2 separate regions of the Homo sapiens genome follow, and region 2 is linked to region 1. Evidence: read pairs that join two places in POLR2A ChIA-PET (ENCODE). Cell type or tissue: Panc1. All regions are shown on one strand. Links, peaks and the distances in the headings refer to the core of each region. The heading gives the core; the rest is flanking DNA.

The links. ChIA-PET counts read pairs that join two places held together with the same protein. Peaks named below come from ENCODE experiments on the same cell type or tissue, not always from the same donor. Only the 100,000 strongest peaks of a DNase experiment are listed, where the experiment ranks them.
Region 2: POLR2A ChIA-PET joins it to region 1 with 5 read pairs; 2 of 35 experiments call an interaction of 5 or more read pairs at or near these places.

What each region holds. Positions count from the first base shown.
Region 1 is chr5:134,839,405-134,844,677 of GRCh38, reverse strand. It overlaps a transcript of C5orf24 not described here. Among named protein-coding and RNA genes, the nearest start is that of C5orf24, 3.9 kb to the left of the region's middle. In Panc1, for the core only: no CTCF peak of the experiment used is centred there; a DNase peak (open chromatin) is centred at 2,087.
Region 2 is chr5:134,674,215-134,679,487 of GRCh38, reverse strand. It overlaps SEC24A (SEC24 homolog A, COPII component), which reads right to left. Exons shown (of 23, transcript NM_021982.3): 5 at 4,713-4,873; 6 at 4,271-4,443; 7 at 3,363-3,465. Among named protein-coding and RNA genes, the nearest start is that of SEC24A, 28 kb to the right of the region's middle. In Panc1, for the core only: no CTCF peak of the experiment used is centred there; no DNase peak of the experiment used is centred there.

The sequences.
Region 1 (5,273 bases), core at 928-3,427:
TTTTGGCAGACGGAGATTCATAACATGATTCTAAACATCATTCCAACTAGGTGGAGTGATTCACACCTGTAATCCCAGGACTTTGGGAGGCCAAAGCAGGAGGCCAGGAGTTTGAGACCAGCCTGGACAATATAGAGAGATTCTGTCTCTACAAAAAATAAAACAATTAGCTGGGTGTGGTGATGAGTACTTGTAGTGCCAGCTGCTACGGAGGCTGAGACAGAAGGAAGGACTGAGATAGGAGGAAGGAGACTGAGGCTTCCTTAAGCTGTGTTTGTGCCACTGCACTCCAGCCTGGGCAACAGAGTGAGACCCTGTCTCAAAAAAATAAAATGCTAAAAAAACAGGATTAATCATGCTAGTGTTATTTATATGTAAAAGGAAAATACCAATATAGAAAAGTTAAAATATGTACACAGATTTTAAGGCATATTAAGTAGCCTATCTAAAAACAAGTTTTTTTTCTAAGCAAGGTTTTTTTGCTCTTGAGGTGGAGCACTCCCATACCATATAATCACTATTCCAAATCTGTAACTCTAAACTCTTGTCTGAAATGGCATTTGTACATAAAAACATTTAAGAAAAAGAAATTTTCATTCTAAAAAAGTCAAGTAATTTGCAGGCCCAATGGAGGGGTAGCCAGAATAACAAAGAAGTCAGGCAGCCCTGAGTTTGAATGCCTTTCTGCCACTTGCCTCCCATGGTATTTTGGGCAAGTCATTGCTCCACCAAAAGTTTCCACATGTAAGAAATTAAGACAATGTCTTCCTTGTAGAGCTGTGAAATTAAATAAGGTAATAGGACTATTTAAATATCCATCAGTGGCCAGGCACAGTGACTCATGCCTATAATCCCAGCACTTTGGGAGGCCAAGGCGGGTGGATCCCCTGAAATCAGGAGTTCAAGACCAGCCTGGCCAACATGGTGAAACCCTGTCTCTACTAAAAATACAAAAAATTAGGCATGGTGGTGCATGTCGCTAAATCCCAGTTACTCGGGAGGCTGAGGCAAGAGAATCGCTTGAACCTGGGAGGCGGAGGTTGCAGTCAGTTGAGATCGTGCCACTGCACTCCAGTCTGGGTGACAGAATGAGACTGTCTCAAAAATAACTCAGCTTAGCTACTTGGTAGGCTGAGGCGGGAGGATCGCTTGAGCCTGGAAGGCAGGGATTACAGTGAGCCACGCCACTGCACTCCAGCCTGGATGACCAAGCGAGACCCTGTCCCAAAAGATATAAAGAAAAAAGAAAATATTCACCACTACTTAGATGTTCATTATACTATTCTATTTTCAAATATTTACCATTTTCCATAAAATATTTTAAGCTCATACAAGTTATATTGTTCTTGAAAATAACCAAATAATTCCAATAAAATCTTGAATAAGAATTCATGGGAATAAGGCCAGGCACGGTGGGTCATGCCTGCAATCCCAGGACTTTGGGAGGCCGAGGCAGGTGGATTACTTGAGGCCAGAAGTTCCAGAACAGCCTGGCCAACATGACGAAACCTCGTATCTAGTAAAAATAGAAAAATCAGCCAGGTGTGATGGTGCACATCTGTAATCCCAGCTACTCGGGAGGCTAAGGCACGAGAATCACTTGAACCCCAGAGGTGGAGGTTGCGGTGAGCCAAGATTGGCCACTGCACTCCAGTCTGGGCAACAGTGAGACTGTCTCAAAAAAAAAAAAAATTATGGGGACAAATATTCATCATTACAGCTAAAGGGAATAACTGAGGAAGACTTGCAAAGGATTTGAGTTTCGAGTTTGGATTTGAAAGTGCCAGACATGAATTGGTGGAGTAGAAGCTGTGGTGGCTACAGGGAAGACAAAAGCAAGTACATTTATAATGGTGGAACCTTTGCCCACTGAATGCTCCAGGAAGGGTTGGAAGTGGGCTTTAAATGCCACTTTAGTCTGGAGATATTTCACAGAAGCACCATGAGCCAGGAAATATCAGCAAGAAATCTCCAGCCAGCTCTCTTTAGAAGGAGATCTAGCCACCAAGATGAAACTGCACACTTACATCAGCTGATGACCTTAGTAAAATAACACCAGCCATTTGGTGAACCACTAGCTAGTGGGTATTTGATCAAGGAATAGGAGACATTCCAGGTTTACTCACCCTCTGACACATCTACTCATTTATGCTATATGTTGACTTTAGCTTTTTTTTTTTTTTCAGATGGAGTCTCACTCTTTCACCCAGGCTGGGTCACTGGATTATGGCCCAATCTTGGCTCACTGCAACCTCCACTTCCCGGGTTCAAGCGATTCTCCTGCCTCAGCCTCCTGAGTAGCTGGGACTATAGGCATGTGCTACCATGCCTGGCTAATTTTTGTATTTTTAGTAGGGACAGGGTTTCACCATGTTGGCCAGGCTGGTCTTGAACTCCTGACCTCAGGTGATCCTCCCACCTCGGCCTCCCAAAGTGCTGGGATTACAGGCAGGAGCCACCGTGTGCAGCCAACTTATTTTAGATTCAATGGAGCAGACAAATGTTATAACCATGCAAAATAGTGCTTCAAGAAAATCTAAACTATCTTCACAATAGTCACTATGAGAGAAATAGTGACCAATTCATTTTTTATATAGGAATTTGCTACCACTCTAGGCAGCTCCTCTTATAAAATTCTAAAATTCTATAAACTTCTAAAATTTGACCTCATATTAAAGCAATCAGCCTCCTACTAATGTCTACCCACTGTCCTAGTTTTTTAGACTCACATTGCACAAAGTTAGTCATGTGATTCCACTTGACTCTATAAGGTGCTCATTTAGTTCAGGCCTCTAGAAGCTCTTTTTTGGATATATTATAAATATTATAACTAATCTCCACTATGTAGCTCCTCTGTACTTCTTCAGCCATCCCCTCCCCCAAAGTCAGGCATAGCCATGTGACTTGCACTAGTCAATGAAAGTGACAAATGCAAGATTCTCTGAGATTCTTCTCTGCCATTAGGACTGTGATGTTAGAGTTGCCATCAGTCTGGATCCTGGATTCTGGGGTTAGATAGATGTGAAGTAAAGCTTCTCCTCTTACAACACATGAGGATAATTTAGCATAGATGAGAAATAAACTTTTTTTTTTGAGACAGTCTCATTCTGTCACCCAGGCTGGAGTGCAGTGGCGAGATGTTGGTTCCCTGCAACCTCCACCTCCCGGGTTCAAGCGATTCTCATATCTCAGCCTCCCAAGTAGCTAGGACTACAGGCACGAGCCACCACACCTGGCTTTTTGTATTTTTAGTAGAGAGGGGGTTTCACCATGTTGACCAGCCTGGTCTCCAACTCCTGGCCTCAGGTGATCTGCCCACTTCAGCCTCCCAAAGTGCTGGGATGACAGGCGTGAGCCACTACACCTAGCCCAGAAAAATTAAAAAAAAAAAGAAATCACTGAGATTTTTCTTACTACACCATAATCTAGCTGTAGTAACTGGAAACTACAAACGTTATTTTTACCTCTGATGAAAAGCTAAGAGAGAATTGAAGAAATAACATAATCCAAAAAAATTGAGGAAACGGGCCCTTCTACGATGTAGAGGGGCAGGTGTAAAAAATTTAACCTTGCCAAAGAACAGTCTGGCCTTTACTGCTGGCTTCTTGGAAGTAATCCCTAAACCCTTGGAATGTCATGCTTCATAGTGTTTTTGTTTGCCTGGGGCCGTGGGTCATGCAAGATAGTCTAACAATGTGATTTAGTGTGAAAGAGCTGGGTCACATGGTATCAGCTCCACCTCCTGAGGGACTGAAAACTGATCAGCCATATGGCTAATTAATCATGTCTACATAATTAGCTCCAATAAAAACTCTGGATACCAAGGCTCAGATGAGCCTCCCAGACAGGTGCAATGGCTTATGCCTATAATCCCAGCACTTTGGGAGGCCGAAACAGGAGGACTGCTTGAGCCCAGGAGTGGGAGATCAGCCTAGGCAACAACATAGGGAGACCCTGCCAATACCAGAAAAAAAAAAAATGCCAGGCATGGTGGCACATGCCTGTGGTCCCAACTACTTAGGATGCTGAGGTGGGAAGATTGTTTGAGCCCATGAGGTTGAGGCTGCAGTGAGCTGTAATCACGTGACTGTACTTCAGATTGAATGACAGAGTGAGACTCTGTCCCCAAAATATAATAAACCAGGCACGGTAGTTCACGTGTGAAATCCCAGCATTTTGAGAGGCTAAGGAGGGAGGACCACTTGAGCCCAAGAGTTTGGGGCTACAGTGAGCCATGACCATGACACTGTACTCCAGCCTGAACAACAGAGCAAGACCTGGACTCAAAAAATATACAAATGAATGAATAAATAAATAGGGTGCTGCTAAGGCCACATCACTTCCCTGTTCTTTTTTTTTTTTTTTTTTTTTTGAGATGCAGTCTCGCTCTGTCGCCAGGCTGTAGTGGGGTGGTGCAATCTTGACTCACTGCAACCTCCGCCTCCCGGGTTCAAGCGATTCCCCTGCCGCAGCCTCCCGAGTAGCTGGGACTACAGGTGCACACCACCATGCCAGGCTAGTGTTTTGTATTTTAGTAGAGATGGAGTTTCACCATTTCGGCCAGGATGGTCTCGATCTCCTGACCTCATGATCCGCCCACCTTGGCCTCCCAAGTTTCTGGGATTACAGGAGTGAGCCACCGCACCCAGCCACTTACCTGTTCTTAAGGTTAAGTTACTCTAGGCTAGGTGTGGTGGCTCACGCCTGCAATCCCAGCACTTTGGGAGCCTGAGGCAGGCAGATCACTTGAGGTCAGGAGTTTGAGACCAGCTTGACCAACATGGTGAAACCCTGTCTCTACTAAAAATACAAAGAAAAAAAAATTAGCCAGGCATGGTGGCACGCACCTGTAATCCCAGCTACTTAGGAGGCAGACACGAGAACTGCTTGAACCTGGGAGGTGGAGGTTGAAGTGAGCTGAGACTGCGCCATTGCACTCCAGCTTGGGTGACAGTGAGACTCTGTCTCAAAAAAAAAAAAAAAAAAGGTAAAGTTACTCCTTAAATTTAACACTTGCATTAGCATCTACAATAACAGCATCCTCTTTCCAGTCCCTTCAGCTGCAGGGTATGAATAATAAAAGCAGTATTGACATATTCTAATAATGCTGCTTGATATAAGCAGGCCAAACTGAAAAAAACTAAAATACCATGTATGTACCACAAACCACATCTTCTATATAGTATTTATTGTTACCAGACAGGCAGGCTTTGGAATGAAGATAGATACGGATTTAAATGCCAGGTCTGCCACTTACTAGCTGTGTGACCATA
Region 2 (5,273 bases), core at 1,121-3,620, 170 kb after region 1:
ACTTAGAGTACAAGATGTATCTAAACTGCCATACACAAAAACCATGTAGTTGAAATGTATTAATTTTAAACCCTACTATTTTGCTCCAAGACCATTCTCATTAAAAGTTGTCTTAAAAAAAAAAATTATTGGCTGGGGACAGTGGCTCACATGTGTAACTCCAGCACTTTGGGAGCCAAGGCGGAAGGATTGCTTGAGGCCAGGAGTTTGAGACCGGCCTGGGCAACATAGTGAAACATGACCCTCTCAAAAGATTTAAAAAATTAGCCCAGTGTGGTGAGCTGGGTTGAAGTGGGAGCATCACTTGAGCCTGGGAGGTCAAGGCTGCAGTGAGCCATGACTGAGCCACTGCACTCCAACATGGGCAACAGAGCAAGACCCAGTCTCAAAAAATAAAATAAAATAAAAATGTAAAAACCATTTTTTTCCTCATTAAACACTCATATTGCAAAACCAAAATAGCAGGCCAGGCACAGTGGCTAACACCTATGTCTAAAATCCCAGCACTCTGGTGGGAGGCCAAGGCAGGAAGATTACTTGAGGCCAGGAGTTTGAGACCAACCTGGGCAAGAAAGTAAGACCCTGTCTCTATTTTAAAAATAAAAATAGGCTGGGCGTGGTGGCTCATGCCTGTAATCCCAGCACTTTGGGAGGCCAAGGCGGGTGGAACGCGAGGTCAGGAGTTCAAGACCAGCCTGGCCAACGTGGTGAAACCTCGTCTATACTAAAAATACAAAAATTAGCTAGGCGTAGTGGCAGGTGCCTATAATCCCAGCTACTCAGGAGGCTGAGGCAGGAGAATTGCTTCAACCCTGGGAGGCAGAGGTTGCAGTGAGCCAAGATTACACCACTGTACTCCAGCCTGGGCAACAGAGCAAGACTCCATCTTGGAAATAAATTAAAAAAATATATATATATATATCCCAGTGCTTTGGAAGGCCAAAGCAGGAGGATCACTTGAGGCTGGGAGGTAGAGACCAACCTGAGCAACACAGCAACAGCCCATCTCTACCAAAAAAAAAGAGTTTTTAAATAAATAAATAATAAGTTAAAAAAATAAAACCAAGATGGTAAATTTACAATGTACTTTTGGCATAAATGGCAAAGAAAAAAAAATCAACATTCTAAAATATATGACCAATGAAACTATTACAAAGTTTGTTGATGTTACATTAAGAAGCTTACTTAGTTCTCAACTATAATAAAGTAAGGTGAGGTTAATTTAAATAACCAGTTAAACTTTGGAATTACACTCCTAGTTAAAGTTTATCCTACATATTAAAAGTTCTAAAGTCTTAGCTGGGTATAGTGGCCAATGCCTACAGTACCACTTACTCTGTCTGGAGGCTGAGGCAGGAGGACTGCTTGAGCCCAAGAGTTCAAGGCTGCAGTGAGCTATGATCATGGAACTGCACTCTAACCTGGGTGACAACGAGAGACCCGGTCTCTAATAAATAAATAAATAAATAACAGTAAATACGTGGGAAGGGTCTTTGTAAGACTATCAGATTTGGGGAGATTTGTTTTGATTTACCAGAAACCCTGAGACAGGTGAACACTGATCAACTTAACTGAGAGCCAGTGCCTTGGACAACAAAGTGACATAGCATCTCATCTTTAAAGAAAGGTTTTATTTATCTTTTTTTTTTTTTTTGAGACAGTCTCACTCTATTGCCCAGACTGGAGTACAGTGTGGGATCTTGGCTCACTGCAACCTCCACCTCCCGGGTTCAAGCGATTCCCTTGCCTCAGCCTCCCCAGTAGCTGGGATTATAGGTGTGCATCACCATGCTTGGCTAAATTTTCTATTTCTGGTAGAGACGAGTTTCACCACGTTGGCCAGGCTGGTCTTGAATTCCTGACCTCAGGTGATCTGCCCGCCTCAGCCTCCCAAAGTGCTAGGATTACAGGTGTGAGCCACTGCACCTGGCCTTTATTTTTTTTTTTTAAGATAAGGATCTCATACCCAATCCTGGGCAATGCAGTTAAGACTCTGCTTCTTAAAAAAAAAAAAAAAAATCAATACAGGCAATAAAATTATATCACCACCAAAAAAATCCTATCACCAAAAGTAGTGTGTTTTGGGAAAGTCAGCAATCCTCAAGAGTATGTGGCCACAGAGCTTTAGGACAAAGGTAGATCAGTTTCTTTTTTCTTCTGAAATAACTTTTCTTTTTGGATACAGGGTCTCACTCTGCCACCCAGGCTGGAGTGCAGTAGTACAATCATGTCTCACTGCAGCCTCAACCTCCTGGGCTCAAGTGATCCTCCCACCTTAGCCTCCCGAGTAGCCAGGACTAAGCTGGTCTTGAACTCATAGACCCAAGCAATTCTCCCACCTTGGCCTCCAAAAGTGCTGGGATTACAGGCCATGAGCCACCATGTCTGGCTTAAAACAACTTTTTAAAATAACAAATTTTACTGCAAGGATGGCAGAACGGGGAGACTAGGGTAAAGTACTTTAATGGGTAAATAATTCACAACCTATTAAAATAGTATGATTCATTTATTTAGTTTCTCTCAGTACCTCTATTCTATTCAGTACTTTTTGAATTTTCCAGCAATATACTTACTTTACCTAGTATTTGAAAGTGTTTAGTAATAAAATTTTTGGTTGAATTGTAAGTAATCTGTCAATCATCGACTTCCTAAAGACAGATCAAACAAATTCTATATGTAATTCTTGCATCATTGCAGAAAATTTTCATCACCAAGATAATTTTGCACAAAAGACATTTACCTTCACTAAAGAGGCCGGGTGTAGTGGCTCAGGCCTATAAATCCCAGCACTTTGGGAGGTGGGCAGATCACTTGAGGTCAGTTCGAGACCAGTCTGGCCAACATGGTGAAACACCATCTCTACTAAAAATAAAAAAATTAGCTGGGTGTGGTGGCAGATGCCTATAATGCCAGCTACTTAGGAAGCTGAGGCAAGAGAATTGCCCGAACCTGGGAGGCGGAGATTGCGGTGAGCCGAGATCTCGCCACTACACTCCAGCCTGGGCGACAGTGAGACCCAGTCTCAGAAAAAAAAAAAAAAAAAAAAAAAGAGCCGGGCGCAGAGGCTCACGCCTGTAATTCCAGCACTTTGGGAGGCCAAGGCAGGTGGATCACGAGGTCAGGAGTTCAAGACCAGCCTGGCCAAGATGGTGAAACCCCCTCTCTACTAAAAATACAAAAATTAGCCAGGCACGGTGGCAGGCACCTGTAATCCCAGCTACTAGGGAGGCTGAGGCAGGAAAATCACTTGAACATGGAGGGCAGAGGTTGCAATAAGCTGAGACTGCGTCACTGCACTCCAGCCTGGGCGACAGAGGGAGACTCCGTCTCAAAAAAAAAAAAAGAAAAGAAAAGAAACATACCACTAAGTCTTTGAAAGGATGAAGCAGCAGCCCCAAAGGAAGTTTGGCTTTATTCAATAAGGCCTGCGTCTGAGGAATGCTAGTCAGCGTGCATCGAAATAACCTATATCAAAGTAAAAAGTATGTATCAGTTGCTGCTATGATTATTTTTGAAGAAAACAACAACAAAGATTTAAAAGGTATACATTTTAATACTGGATCAGATTACAGATGAAATATTTCAATAGAGTCTCAAAATTTTATCCCATTTAAATATTTAAATCTAAGTCCTATGCAGAAATAGAGTGGATGGTTATCCTATAACTAAAATATAGTCTCTTTTTGGCTTGTGTGTAAAACAGTCTAAACTATCAAATGACTTATTTTTTGTTTTGTAAGTCTAGTTGACACTGGAATTAAATTAAACTTAGGTGATGGCCCAAATTGCAAAGTCTATTATTTAAAAGTTCAGTTTTGCTGAAGATTCTAAATACAATTTAAAGGTACCAAATTTAATTTATCAGAAATTATTGATCATATACATTTAAGCTTATGGTAAGTTTTTAGGAAAAAAAGGTATTATGTTTGTTATGAAATTAATTTTAAATGAGAGCAAATAAAGGATTATGTAGAAACAAATCCCTGTACTTTGGATTTTGAAGAAAGAAAGTAACCACCATAATGATAATGAATATCATAATCTCATTAGAGCTGATAAGAACAAAATCACTTCAGGAGTTACATCCCTATTTCTTGACGTAGGACTTTTCAAATCTCTATTAAGTAAACAAGTAAAAGAGTTCTATCATCTGTATCCAGAACTTTCATAAATTAATAATTTGTACAGCTTATTCATAACACCTGATGTGCCCCCTGCAAAAAGCTAGAAAACTTTTCGGACATGCATAATGTCACATCTGAAGCCTTACTCTGGGTTACAGTTGAGTTTCTGGATGTCTTCATGCAAATTTGGAACTGGAGGCTTCAAAGGTGTTGACGGAAGCATGTTTCTTTCTTGAAGAAGATTGACAACTCTTAGACCCTCTGGTTGTAGACTTAATCCACTCATGCTTGTGGTTAAATGATTAGCACCTAAGGGAGTCTACAGATACATAATTTTAAAGTAAGTAACTTTTATTAAGTGTGTAGGGAAGTGGTTAATTTCTCTGTAAATAACAAAAGTGTAATCTAGATCTCTTGGCCAATCTTTTGGTTCTGGAAAAATGTATAAAGACAAAGGCTTTATGAAATATCCATTATTATTCTAAATGGTTATAAAAATGTATAATATACCTTCCTAAAACTTTCTTCATGTGTATACAGTTTAAACCAAATGGAGAAATAGGTTAAAGAAAATCCCAAAAAGTTTACCTGAGTAAAGGCTTGTGGCCCACTTGGGTAATTCAAGGAAGAGGGTGGTACTCCAGTTGCACCAGGTGGTGTTGTGTTCTGATAACCAGGTGGTAAGGAGGGATATGAATATCCAACACTTCGGCTCATTTTGGGATTCTTGTTAGTAAGCTGTGGTGTTGCTAGAAACAAGGTAACTTTTAAGTTCTATTTTATACTCCAGAATACTTGATTTATTTATTTTAAAAAAACATTTTTTTTGGAGAAAGGGTCTCACTATTGCCCAGGCTGCAGTGCAGTGGTGCAATCACACCTCACTGCAGCCTTAACCTCCTAGGTTCAAGTGATCCTCCTGTGTCAGCCTCCCAAGTAGCTGGAATGACTGGTGTGTGCCATCATGCCCGGCTAATGTTTTTGTATGTTTTGTAGAGACGGGACTTCACCATGTTGTCCAGGCTGGGATTACAGGCGTAGGCCACCATGCCTGGCCCAGAATGCTTTAAATCAACACATAAATCTAATAAGTTATAGGTATTATAACTCCAAAATTCTTTGGATAATTTAATACTTTCATTTATCAAA